3 separate regions of the Mus musculus genome follow, and regions 2 and 3 are each linked to region 1. Evidence: chromatin contacts called from ENCODE POLR2A ChIA-PET data. All regions are on one chromosome and are shown on one strand. The core of a region is the stretch at or near the end of the contact, and the rest is flanking DNA. Distances in the headings are between cores, read along the strand shown.

What was found. ChIA-PET counts read pairs that join two places held with the same protein, here RNA polymerase II (POLR2A).
Region 2: POLR2A ChIA-PET joins it to region 1 with 11 read pairs in Patski. The contact joins the promoter of Enah here to the promoter of Lbr in region 1. POLR2A ChIA-PET finds 5 or more read pairs at or near these places in 4 of 5 experiments (Patski and embryonic stem cell).
Region 3: POLR2A ChIA-PET joins it to region 1 with 12 read pairs in Patski. The contact joins the enhancer-like site here to the promoter of Lbr in region 1. POLR2A ChIA-PET finds 5 or more read pairs at or near these places in 3 of 5 experiments (Patski and embryonic stem cell).

Annotation. Positions count from the first base shown.
Region 1 is chr1:181,841,045-181,844,989 of GRCm38, forward strand. Lbr (lamin B receptor) reads right to left here and starts at 1,357. Exons shown (of 14, transcript NM_133815.2): 1 at 1,244-1,357.
Region 2 is chr1:182,017,957-182,021,573 of GRCm38, forward strand. It overlaps Enah (ENAH actin regulator), which reads right to left and starts at 2,024. Exons shown (of 15, transcript NM_010135.3): 1 at 1,574-2,024. The coding sequence starts at 1,578.
Region 3 is chr1:182,087,159-182,091,148 of GRCm38, forward strand. No RefSeq gene overlaps it. Among named protein-coding and RNA genes, the nearest start is that of Gm39719, 7.2 kb to the right of the region's middle. Within about 2 kb of position 1,904, at least 3 of the 3 ENCODE cell types and tissues checked have a DNase peak (open chromatin) inside an H3K27ac peak, as active enhancers do.

The DNA.
Region 1 (3,945 bases), core at 107-2,606:
CCAACAAGATATGAATGCCACTTTGCACAAGATCCACACAGTCAGTGGAAACTACATAACACATCCCAAAATATTGCCCAACAGGAGATAATTATACTGGATAGGACAAGGAGGCTCCAGACTCCCGTGTATTCTTATGCACCCAAGTAACGCATAAGAGACGCACACAGGCTTCCCTAAACAAACAGGTTGTTTGCAAAGAAAAGTCACTCGCTAAACTGTACCCTCAACCACATACCGCAGAAATTCAAGAATCCTCAGGCTTTTTTCCTGTCAACCCAGATTCTTGCTAACCCGAGGGTCATTTGGCACTGAACGCCTCACATATTATGGTACAATATAACACTATGTATCAGTGTGGCCGATTTCTTTCTACGATGCTCCGGTGCGTTACTAAGATCTTTAATCGTTTCCCCCCCTCTCCCAAATTCACTTAATGTGGCAGAAAGAAAAAGCTCAAATGGTGGCTCACAGCTACCCTTTAACACCTGAGCCGGCACAGGCCTGCTAGGCAAAACGCAAACAGGAAGGCGTTCGCAGGGTCTGTGCCCCTTCAGAGCCGTGCAGGAGAAAGCTGGCTGTCCTGGCAGAGTGGCCTTTTCCCTTAATACCCAAAAGCACGCTAATCTTAACAGTCCTTACTCACTCCCGCCCCAACTCCCCAGTCAACGCTCATCATCACCCTCTCTGTCCGTATTAGGTCCTCCATCCCGCGCTTCTCTGTAGCCCCATCTTCTAACCCTCAGAGCAGCTGCTACTTTGTAGCCCCAGATCTAGTCCTGCTCCTGCACCTGAGCCACGGCCCTAGCACACCAAGTGCGCTACACAGGGCGGGCGGGCGCAACGCCAGGCCAGCCCGCCATCGCCGAAGTGCCCCGGAGCAGGCCCTCCGCACCCCAGCGCGCACTGAGTGGCCCTCGAAGCTGCTGGAGGCGCGAGGTCCGCTGTCACCGCGCAGAAGCACTCAGGAGGCCCGGATAGGCGGGACGGCGCCCTGGCAGGAGCCAGAGGCGGTTAACCCCTCCTCCGAAGGCCGCCCGCTTTCCGAGGGCCGGGAAGCCGCGGCGAGCACAGCCCAGCCCGGCCCGGCCGGGGCACCCAACGCGCGCGTCCGAGACGGGGATCGGGGGTTGTCCGCCATCCGAAACCCGCGCTCGACTTCCGGCCCGCGCGGCCCCAGCCTCGCCGGCCGCCCCGGGGAACCCGCTCTCCACACGCGGCGGAGTCCCGCGCCGACGCTCACCTGGCCGCGCTCCGGCGGGAACTCCAGCCACTCCAGGACAGTCACCAGCAGCCAGCGGCGACTCCGCGCGCGACACAGCCGGCCGCGCTCTCGCGCCCCCGAGGTCCCGCCCCTAGCGAGGCTGCCCTGAGCTCCCCATTGGTCCCTCGACCTTTTGAATCATCGCCGGCGCTGGCGATTGGTCGAGGGCCAGTGGCGCGTCCAGCCCGCCCGCTCGTGAGCGTCCGGCGTCCCCACCCGGTTTATCTCCGCAGCCCAGGCACCAAGCCGCGCTTTGGCTCGCGCCCTCCTGCGGAGCGATCTAGGCCGGCGGTCTGGGAGGAGGGTGAAGCTCGCGCGACGCCAGGCAAAAGCGTCCGCTGCTGTCACCCGGCTCTCGGTCCGTGTGTAACCTCGGGAGCCAGCGGGCCGCGCGCTTAGTCCGGCCACGGCCGAAGCCCGCGGGCTTCGCGTCCCGCCTGGACCCGACCCCAGCAGGCCCAGGCCGGAGCCCCCAAACTCCCCCCCCCCCTTACACTTGCCACCACTGGTTGTTTCCTTCCTCTCGGGTTGAGAGTTCAAAGCAGTTCGTTAAAGCTCCCTACTTCGCCGTGCTGTTTTTAAAGGTATTTCCAACATCCCTTATTAAATACATCTGAGTGTCTTCCTGCCTCGGAAGCACTGTGGGTTCAGATGCAAGGCTGAAATAAGTCTTTTCATCCGCAGCGTGGCTTCAGGTGCACAGCGCTGTCACCTTCTCAGCTACAAACGAGTGAGTAAGTGCGTGCCTCGGAGCCCTTCCTAAGAAAGAGTGCTCACCACGATTTGATTTGTCATTGCCGTTGGGGTTGCCCTGGGTGGAAATCTAAACCACAGATGTGTGCATCAAGAAACCTCTAAACGTAAAGTTTGGCAAATCCCTTAAGCTTCAGCTCTTAAAGACGAATCCTACTCCGAGTCCTGCGGCAAATAACACAGGAAAACACCATGGGAAGGATGTCGTTTGAGATAAATTCTACTAATACCAAAGACATCCTTCACTCCTCAAACCCAGAGCCAAGGTTCCGTTGGGTTCCCTCCACAGGACATATAAGCATTTTCACTTACAAAATAAAAGACCAGAGGCGGGGAAACCTTGTAAACTTTGGTTTATAGTTTCTTCAAAAGGACCAGGCCAGTGAGGCTGGAGAGCCAGCTCAGATGATAAAGAACCCTGCCTTGAAAGAATAAGAACTTTGTGAGCACTTGAGACCCTCAGCACTAAAATTAAAACAAGAGGAAGGTGCTCTCAAAAGGCTGTAACTATAATGAAGGGGACAGAGGTAGCTGGGGACAAACAGATCTCCCTGGACTCAGTTGGTAACAGCTAGGATTTTGTGAGACACCCTGTCTCAAAGAGCAAGATGTTGCGCAGTTGGAGAAAGACAACTTACACTAACCTTTGGCCTTCATGTATACACTTGCACACACACACACACACACAAATAAGCCTGTATACGAATTCAACATCATACCTTATATTCACTAAAGATGTTTGTGTGTGCAAGGCATGGGTACATACAGAACTCATTCCTGCTTTTCCTTAACATTTAACTTTAAATTTTTTAATTTTATTAATAAGTTAGAAGAGGTAAGGACATGGATCCGGACCTACTAATTAATTGTGAAAATTAGATGCAGCTGTTCATTGGGAAACGCAGCTGGCAATAATTCCTTATAACATTCTCTTATTTCAGATTCACGAAATTGCCATTTGTAATCAGTACATTCAGGTAGATGAAATGTTTGTTTGTTTTTTTAACCACATGTATATCAGTAAGTTCTTAATGGATTTTGGGTCTTTCTCTATCTAAATCTCATGGTTGCATAATTTGCAATTAGATGTGAGTTGTAGCCTCACTGCAGCCTGTTTAAACTACCAAGTTCATCTTTTTCTTTAAAAGCTAGAGGTGGAGCATAAACCCTTTACCCTTGGCCAGCCACACCCCAGCCCCTGGTAAATCAATCCTAAAGATCCCTTTCTCTGACTGTTAGCTAAGAAGTAAGCCTAAAAATATGTTTGGATGCTCTCAGAGTCCAGAAATACTTCTCTGCAGAAAAATATCCCAACTTCAGCAGGACACGGGACAGCCATGCAGAAACCCTGGCCTGCTGGAATCTGAACAGATGTGGTGGTCTCTGGACCTCCCCAGGCTTGCTCTTTATCTACCCCACCTCACCAGCTCTCCAGAAGTCTCCACAGACTGGCCGGCCCTTCCTTTGACACTCTAGAATGTTCCTCTCTTTTCCAGAGTGCAGCATCCCAGGAAAACTTCACAAAGTACTTGCCACACACAGGGCTCTGTGCCACAGGCATCCATACTCATAGAGCATAGGAAATACGTTTTATACACTTTGTATCTGTGCCCATTAAGTTCACCAGTGAGCTTGCTGACTGTGAAACTGTGTTCTGGGTGTCCTCCAACTGTCCTGGGTGTCCTCCAGAAAGCCGGGTTCTATCTCCTTGAGCTTCCTCCAGTGTGGATAAAACCTACACAGAGAAATCCTGTCTGAAGGGAAAGAAGACAAAAGACAAAAAGCATCGGAGCTCTCCTTCAGGGAAATTCTCCCCCAGCCTAGTGGATGTGTAAAACCTATACCTCGGGTGTCTCTTGCTGCTGCCGCTGGTCCTGCTGGCGTTTTCTTCAACTGTGCTAAATGGCCTTTGCTTTTTTTGTTTTGTA
Region 2 (3,617 bases), core at 774-3,273, 180 kb after region 1:
TTTAACAGTTCCTGAATTTTCAAGGCCACCAGTAGCTTAGCAAAAATGCACAAAAATATAACAGGTTTCTCAACTTGCATTTTACAAAGATTAATCTTGATTTCTATGCCATTAATTACTTTTTAAACATTTGAAATAAGTTGTATGAAATCACCCAGGAAAAGGGGTCACTTGGCAAAAATCTAACACTAACATAAAGATCTGTCACCCAGAATCAGAAAAATTCATAGTAAGCTTAAGTAAACACAGCACAAAAATATACTTAAAATTGTAACGGGTCTGTGTTCAACCCTGATTTTTTTTTTTTTTTTTGAGGAGGGGGATATAAAAGCTAAAGTTTCAAACAGAAATAAGGGGGGAAATTCCAATGACAAGATTTTCAGGCCAAAGAGAAGGAATTTGAAGATATTATTCAAATCTCATTTCATTACATTATAAAGGTCTTGGCAACCGTCGGCCATTAATCTTTAACACAAAGGAGATTCAAATCCAAATGAACTGAAAGACTATCTCGGGAGGGAGGAAGAAACGGAGGAATTTACTTCATCCACAATTGTTTAACCTAAAAGGGAGGCCTTTAAGGATGAGTACGCAAAATGCATCAGCCTTCAGTCTACGAGGTCCTATTTCTCACTAAGTCTTGCACCAATCCAAAAGCGGGAGGTTATGGACACAAAACAACCTTAGGAAAGGCTTGGGGTGGGTGGTCGCCAATGAGTGACACACCACATCATGGTTTATTCTCCTACACAACTGGAGAGACAAAAATTAAAAAACATCACACCATATGTTTCACCGTATCAATCAAAAAGCATTTCACCACGGTACATCCAAGACTTTCCTTTGGGGCTGAAAAATAAATAAATAATTGTATTGATTACAGAGGAAGGGAAACGCGGCCGCTTCTGCTGCAATGCAACACAGGCTGCTACGAACCGGAGAGAAGGGCTTTCCAAACAAAACCCTCCCCCGCCCGGGCTTACAAACCTCAACCAACTTATCCCAGCCTCACACTGTCCCCCGCCAGAGGAAACCTAGTAAATGCTCTCCCTTCCCCCACCATCGAGAAATGTTCACCTTTCCCCGCTCCTCCGCTTTACCCCTACCAGAGGCACTTTATTCCCCGCAGAGATTTCAAACCTTCCAAACTTTCCTCCCCACCCCCCTTTTAATTAAACACTAGAGCTTTGTACTAAAAGTGCAGAGAATTTTTACAGATGTACGGAAAATACCTGTTTCTCGGCAACGAGCACGCTACGACTACCGAGCCCCTCCCCATCTCCTGGGTTTCGTTAACCCAGGCTGGGGGAGGGAGGGAGGGAGCTGGCATATTGAATTGAGGAAGGGAAATCCTGGGTAAAAGAAGAGCATCGGAGGGGGACACCGGGAGGAGCCCCCTCCCCCAAATCAGAGCGGCTGGGCAGGGCAGCTGGACCGGAGAAACCCGAAGGGACAAAAGGGAGCGAGAAAGAGCCGGGAGAGCCGAGCCGGCGCCGCGGGCCGGGGCAGGCGGGTCCGCGCAGAGCGGTCGCGGCGCCGCGGCACAATGGCTGGCGGCCCGCGCGCCCCTCACCTCATGGTGCCGGCGGCGCCGAGGCTTCCCCGGCGCGGGAGCCGCCGAGCGGAGGGTCTCTTCTCAGGCGGGGAGGCGGACGCCGCGGGGACGCGCGAGCAGAGGCGGCTCCGGCTCCGGCGGCCGGGCTACACCATCTCCGCGCGCAGAGGCGAGGCGCCGGCCCGCCGAGCGCGAGCGACCACGGGCTGGGGACGGGGCACGGGGCCGAGGCGCCGAGCGGGTCCCCGGCGGCCGCCGCCTCCTCCGCCTGCGTCGCCGCCTCCTCCCCGCCGAGCCTCGTCCGCCGCTTCAGACGGGAGCCGCCGGGGCCGCGCGCCCGTCCGTCCGTCCGTCCGTCCGCCCGCCCGCCGCTCCAGAGGCCGCTCCGAGCGCGCCGCCGTCACCGCCGCCGCCGAGGCCGTGAGGAACCGGCAGCTGCTGCAGCCGCGGGAGGAGAGCCGGGCTCGCCGCGGGGCGCCGGGGGCGGGGCGGCGGAGGAGCACGCAGGCGCCGCCCTCCTCCCGCCGCCCCCGCCGCTCCCGCTTCGCCCGCTCCCCTCCCCCTCCCTCCCGGGGCGAGGGGCGTTGCGCACGAGGGGGCTGCGGGGCGGCGGCCGAGGCGAGGCGGCGGTGCGGCCACGGCCCTTTGTTGCCGCCCACCCGGCTCCGCGCCCCCCGCGGTCGGAGGGGGGCTCGGCGCCCGCTCTGCCCTTGACCGCGCTCTCCTGCCGCGGCCTTCCCGCAGCCCGGAGGCTGAGGTGAGGAGCGAACCGCGGTGGGGGGGTTGGGGGGGGCGTGACGAGCCGGGCGCGATCGCGGAGAGGACCAGGGCGCGCGGGCCGGCATCCCCCTCTGCGCGTCCCCGCCGCGATGTGATTCCCTCCCACCCACCCCCACCCGTGGGATGTAGGCGGGATGTAGGAGAGTTCCGAACACGCAAAACGTGGCCATCGTCGTCCCCCGGATTCCCGAGGACCCCCGAGCGTGCTGGACCTGGGGATCCGGCCGACGCGCGCACAGTACTGGGATGACTGCACAAACACACGCGCGCATAAACGCGCACACACACACACACACAGCTAACGCATCGGTGTCGGGAAACGCGGTGGCCCGAGGCACGCGGAACCCTGTGCAGCCGCGAGAGACGCAGCCCGTGGAACCCTTTCTGTCGTCACCAGCTGAAAGGGAATCCCGGCCGGGGGCGGGGAGGGATGGAAACTGAGGATAATTTTAAATGCTCTGTCTTTCACCTAGTCTGGAGCTCACCTCCTTGAGAAGGTAGATAGAAAATACTAACGCAGCGAATGGTTTAGTCAGATGGTGCAGGAGGCCTCTGAGAAGCCCGAATTTGGGGCGGGGGGTGTAGAATGAAAAACAGCAAATCCAATGATCTAATAAAATTTTTTAAAAACTGAGAGCCCGCTTTCGTGCGCAGTATACAGATGCCTAGACTAGGTTAGAAAGGGTTTTTGCAGCTACCCGATTTCTATTACATCCAAAATGGAGGACCTAGCAATACTGCAGGAATCCATTCAAAAGTTTGATGTTCCATATAAAATGAGCTGCGGTTCTAAAGATACTTATGAAAGCTGGCATTCTGGGCACTTTCAAATGACAAGCTAACGTATCCTATCCATCCTTGGTCAATGCCTGAATTGTCTGGAGAACAGTTTAACCTGTTTTAACTATGAAAAGCCTCCTGGTTTCAGAGCTCAACAAAGGCGGTTTGCTTTTTGGAAGGAAGCCCTGCAAGAAGCAGTGACCTAGAGCTGTGGCACAGGACCAGGGTGGCCTCGGGTAGTAAAAAGCACGGTGCCTCTGCTCTAAACATGGTGTACTTGAAGAACACTAATTTCCACCCACATAGCTAATTACAGCTTGCCATCACAGAGCATTTTATTCAAGGATCTCCAAGGACTGAAGAGAAAACAGCCCTGTCAGCCAAATGTCCTTGTTGCCCATATTACGAGAAGAGACAGAAATATACATCTCAAACAACCTCGTGTGTTATTAGTACAATAGCCGTGATTAGAAAAACATCTCAGCTCTGAGGTGCACTGCCT
Region 3 (3,990 bases), core at 654-3,153, 250 kb after region 1:
GTTTCACTTTAAAAGAGGCCACCATCTAAACAGGTTGAGATACTCCTTTTGGTCTATCTGTAGCCAGAGGGTCACTTGTCCACAGATGAGCGGAGCAAGTGAACTGGTCTCCCCCATTCCTTCTCGGGCTTGACCCAGGGCTGGTGGAAGAAAGATGACTCCTATGTTGGAAGACAATCTATGCCTTAATTTCATGTGATTTTAACTGTGAACTATGTTAGATCCCCATATGTGGTTATTATTTTGGATTAATATTCCAAATAGTGATCTCTCTTTGTCACAAAGACAAGGGCCGGGGAAGATCATGTGAGCACGAATCTTCTTTCAGGGTCAGTCAGACTGAGCTGCCGGGTGCAGACTCATTCAGAGAGGCCCAACTGAGATCTGAAGGACTTCCAGAGTGTTTCCTCATGCTTGACTTCTTAGTGTTGGGGAATGTAGCTCAGTGATACAGCACTTGCCTGGCATGTCTGACACCCTGGGTCCCATCCCCAGGACCAAACAACACAACAATACACTACTTCCTCTTGCTGTTCCTCCTCCTCCTCTTCCTCCTCCCCCTCCTCTTCCTCCTCTCCTCCTTCTCTTCCTCCTCCTCTTCCTCCTCCTTTTCCTCCTTTTTTTTCGAGACAGGGTTTCTCTGTGTAGCCCTGGCTGTCCGGCAACTTGCTCTGTAGACCAGGCTGTCCTTGAACTCAAGAGATCCGCCTGCCTCTGCCTCCTGGGTGCTGGGATTAAAGGCCACCACTGCCTGGCTTGGTGTTTCCTCTTTTAAAAAGCTGTATAACAGGAAGCGGGGAGGATAAGAGGCAGCGGAGTTCTCCTTTAAATGAACTCTATCCCCGGCCTCAGTATATAAAACAACAAAGGGTTGAGCTGCTTCCAGAGAGCAGGGATGGGAATCTGGGAGTTTGACCTCCTTCTTTCTCTTGGCCTCTGGGAAGCCATCCATCCTGGGTTCCAGAAATATGCCATCATCCCGATCATAATTTCCCAATCTCTGAGGGAAATTCTGTCATCTGGTGCTTTCGATGACTGTGTTCAAATGTTACAAAAGATCTGGCAGAGTCCCAACGGCAGAGTCAAGCATTTGGGCTTGGAAGCCACCGGGTGTAATATTAAGGTGTCTAAGTGGCCACCAGCTCTATTCTAGGGGTTCCTAGCCTCTCATCTGAGTCCCCCGGTAGGCAGGAGAAGGCCATAAGAAGAACAGAAAGCATGACACACTCACCTCTGAGGTCAGGTGGCGTGTCAGCTTTACTTTCCGAGCTGACTCAGGGCGCCTCCCACCAAGCTGCTGGCTTGCTGAGGCCTGTCCTGAAAGCTGACTTAGTAGATGGTTGTGTCTACACAGAGGTTTTTGCCCAGCAGCTAAAGAACATGTAACAGATGCCTGCATGCAAATCCCAGAAGGCACCAGATCAGCTAGCTTCCTTTCCTGAACACCCCAGGAGAGCCAGACCCACAGGTGGTCTTCAGACTGGGACATTTGAGTTATTCCAGATAACTGACCCCCCTCCTTGGGTATATCTCAAAAGGAGAGAGAAAAGGCCTAGCTTCAGGACACAGAGGGGCCATAATGAAGAGAACTGAGCTGTGCTCTCAAGAATCGGATAAAGCTCCTTCCTGGGACAAGGAAGCTATGGGGTCAGGCCTGAGGGCTGGGGTTATTTCAGGTGTCTGTTTCACCAACTGAGAGGCCACAACCTGTCTTCTTAGTTTCCCTCTGCAATCAAGCCTACCCGGTTCACCATGTTCTCTGTGCAGTGCGAGAGCCAGTCACTAAACACTGCTCTCTACAAACTGGCCCATCTCGGAGGGTCACGTGACAAGAATGCTTCTCTCGGTAACAGGACAGATTGTCACGCTGCTGTGATCAAAGGCCTTGGTCCCCAGGTCTTGGGCAGCAGGGCCCTGGCTCGGGCACTGAGCTATAATTATCTGGAAGCTGGCCAGGCCTCCTCCGTGAAGAGCCTGGGCCTGGGATCATCTGGAAAAACTCAACACATTCCACACTGTCCCAAGAGGGAGCCCAGGGGAAGCCTGGTGAAGCTTCTGTCTTAGACTTTGGAGCTGGGCTATCTGTACCTACGTCCTAGGTCCTATGAAGATGGAACAATGCTCAGAACCACTCCTCCTGGAGTCTTTGCCAAGAGCTACTGTGCGGAAAGGTCCGGAACAACTGTGTCACGCGTAGATGAGGCACAGTGACTGCCTAGACCAGGGCTTTGTTTCCAGTTTAAGTCCCGACCTCCTCCTCCTCCCTCAAATCCATGGGGTCATATACTCTGCCACAGTTTGAATACGGAGGATACACAAGGCCAGTTCGCTGTTTCCCTACACACCCCAAGTCCCCTGTCCAGAGCTCTGCATTGTGACACAGATCCTGGAAAAAGTCTAAACAGCCTCCTTGAGGACTGGCTGGCACCAGGATCTTTCAAGATTCGGTTGAACAGTTTCAGTCCACCCGTGGTCCTAAGCTGGAGGAAACAAGGTCATGTTGCCTAGCATAAGGGTCTGCACTTCCCTGGTGACTGTTCGGTGACTTATCTGTAAGCAGGAGAGGCCCTTGCAGGCCCTCGGGGAGAGCAGGCTGGTGAGACGATCTGCATGGAACTTAAGGGCTGTGATTTCTAACTTTTGCTATTTGGCCACGTGTTCTTGAGCCAGCTCCTTCTGCCTTTGTAAAACCGAGATGTGACTGTTTTCAGAAGAGACAGTAATGAAAACGATTGCCGAGTGCCTCTTTAAATAGAGCAGACATAGGCCACATAAATGCTTTAGGTAATGGAATTCAGTCCTTCTTCCTCCTTAGCCTGAGCCGCAGAATCAATAATGTTTTTCCAAGTGCAGTGTTCCCAGGACAAAATGTGAATCAGCTCCCCGAGCCAGGCCTGCAGCCTTCCGATGGGGAGTGGCCTGGGTCCTCTGGGGCCCCGGCTGTCTCTGCCTAGGGCTGGCATGGGACAGTAAGTGCCCATCCCTGCCTGGGACACCATCCAAGATGCCAGGGTGGCAGATTTCTCTAATGTCAGAAGAGGTTTTGTTCAGGGGTCCAGTGTGCACAATGGGAGCTGCTATCTGTCTTCATTTTGTTTTCTCTAGTGAGGACGAATTGTGCTGAGTCTCCGAGGTAAGCGCTGTCTCCTGCTGTAGCTACTGTAATCCTCTAAGCCACCCACTTTGGAGGCAGCTGTGATTACCATTCCTATTTTACCTAAGGAAAAGGAAATAGACCCAGGGAGAGTTAAACAAGTCAGCGAGGCAGGAGAAAACAAAGGCCAGGCCCCTGCCACGCCCCCACCCCTCCTTATCGCACTTGGCCTACATTTACAGACTTCCAATGGAACAGAAGAGCGACCTGCAGTGTGGGAAGGCACTAACCAGGGAATGCAAGGCAGTTGGGGTTCCCACAACTACAGGAAAAATGCTGCAGTGTGGCTATGGGGGCCTCTCAGCCTTGGCAAGGGGGAAGGGGAGGGTAAGGGTGGACGGAGTGGGGTGTCTCTCTTCTCTCACCTGGCTCTAAAAACTGGCACACAAACCTGCAGGTCACCTGAGAGGGTTCTGAGCCTACAGGGACTCATCAGAAGTGCAGGGCATCCAGGCTGCCAGGGCCCCCAAGGCACTGCATGACCCTGACCACGGTCATGGTCGAAACCCTCGATCATGTTCAGCACCATGCACCATACACCAAAAGTTCAGCACCATCCTGGTACAAAGCGCCCGGCCCTGTGACAGATGCCTGCTCGCTAACTGTCGTACTTTGTCTAGGCTGAAGTCTATCTGGTCCCGTCTTGTGAATACAAATGAGAAATGGAGGAAGGGAGGGGACCTTCCCATAACTTCTTGTCACTCTCCATGGAGAAGAATGCTTTGGCCACTATCCCTGCATCCAGGGAATCTGAGAGGAAGAAGAGCAAAGAGGGTAGCCTGTACAGATCTGTTGATTTTTAACTTAGAAAACACACAAGTGTGTTCTTGTATATG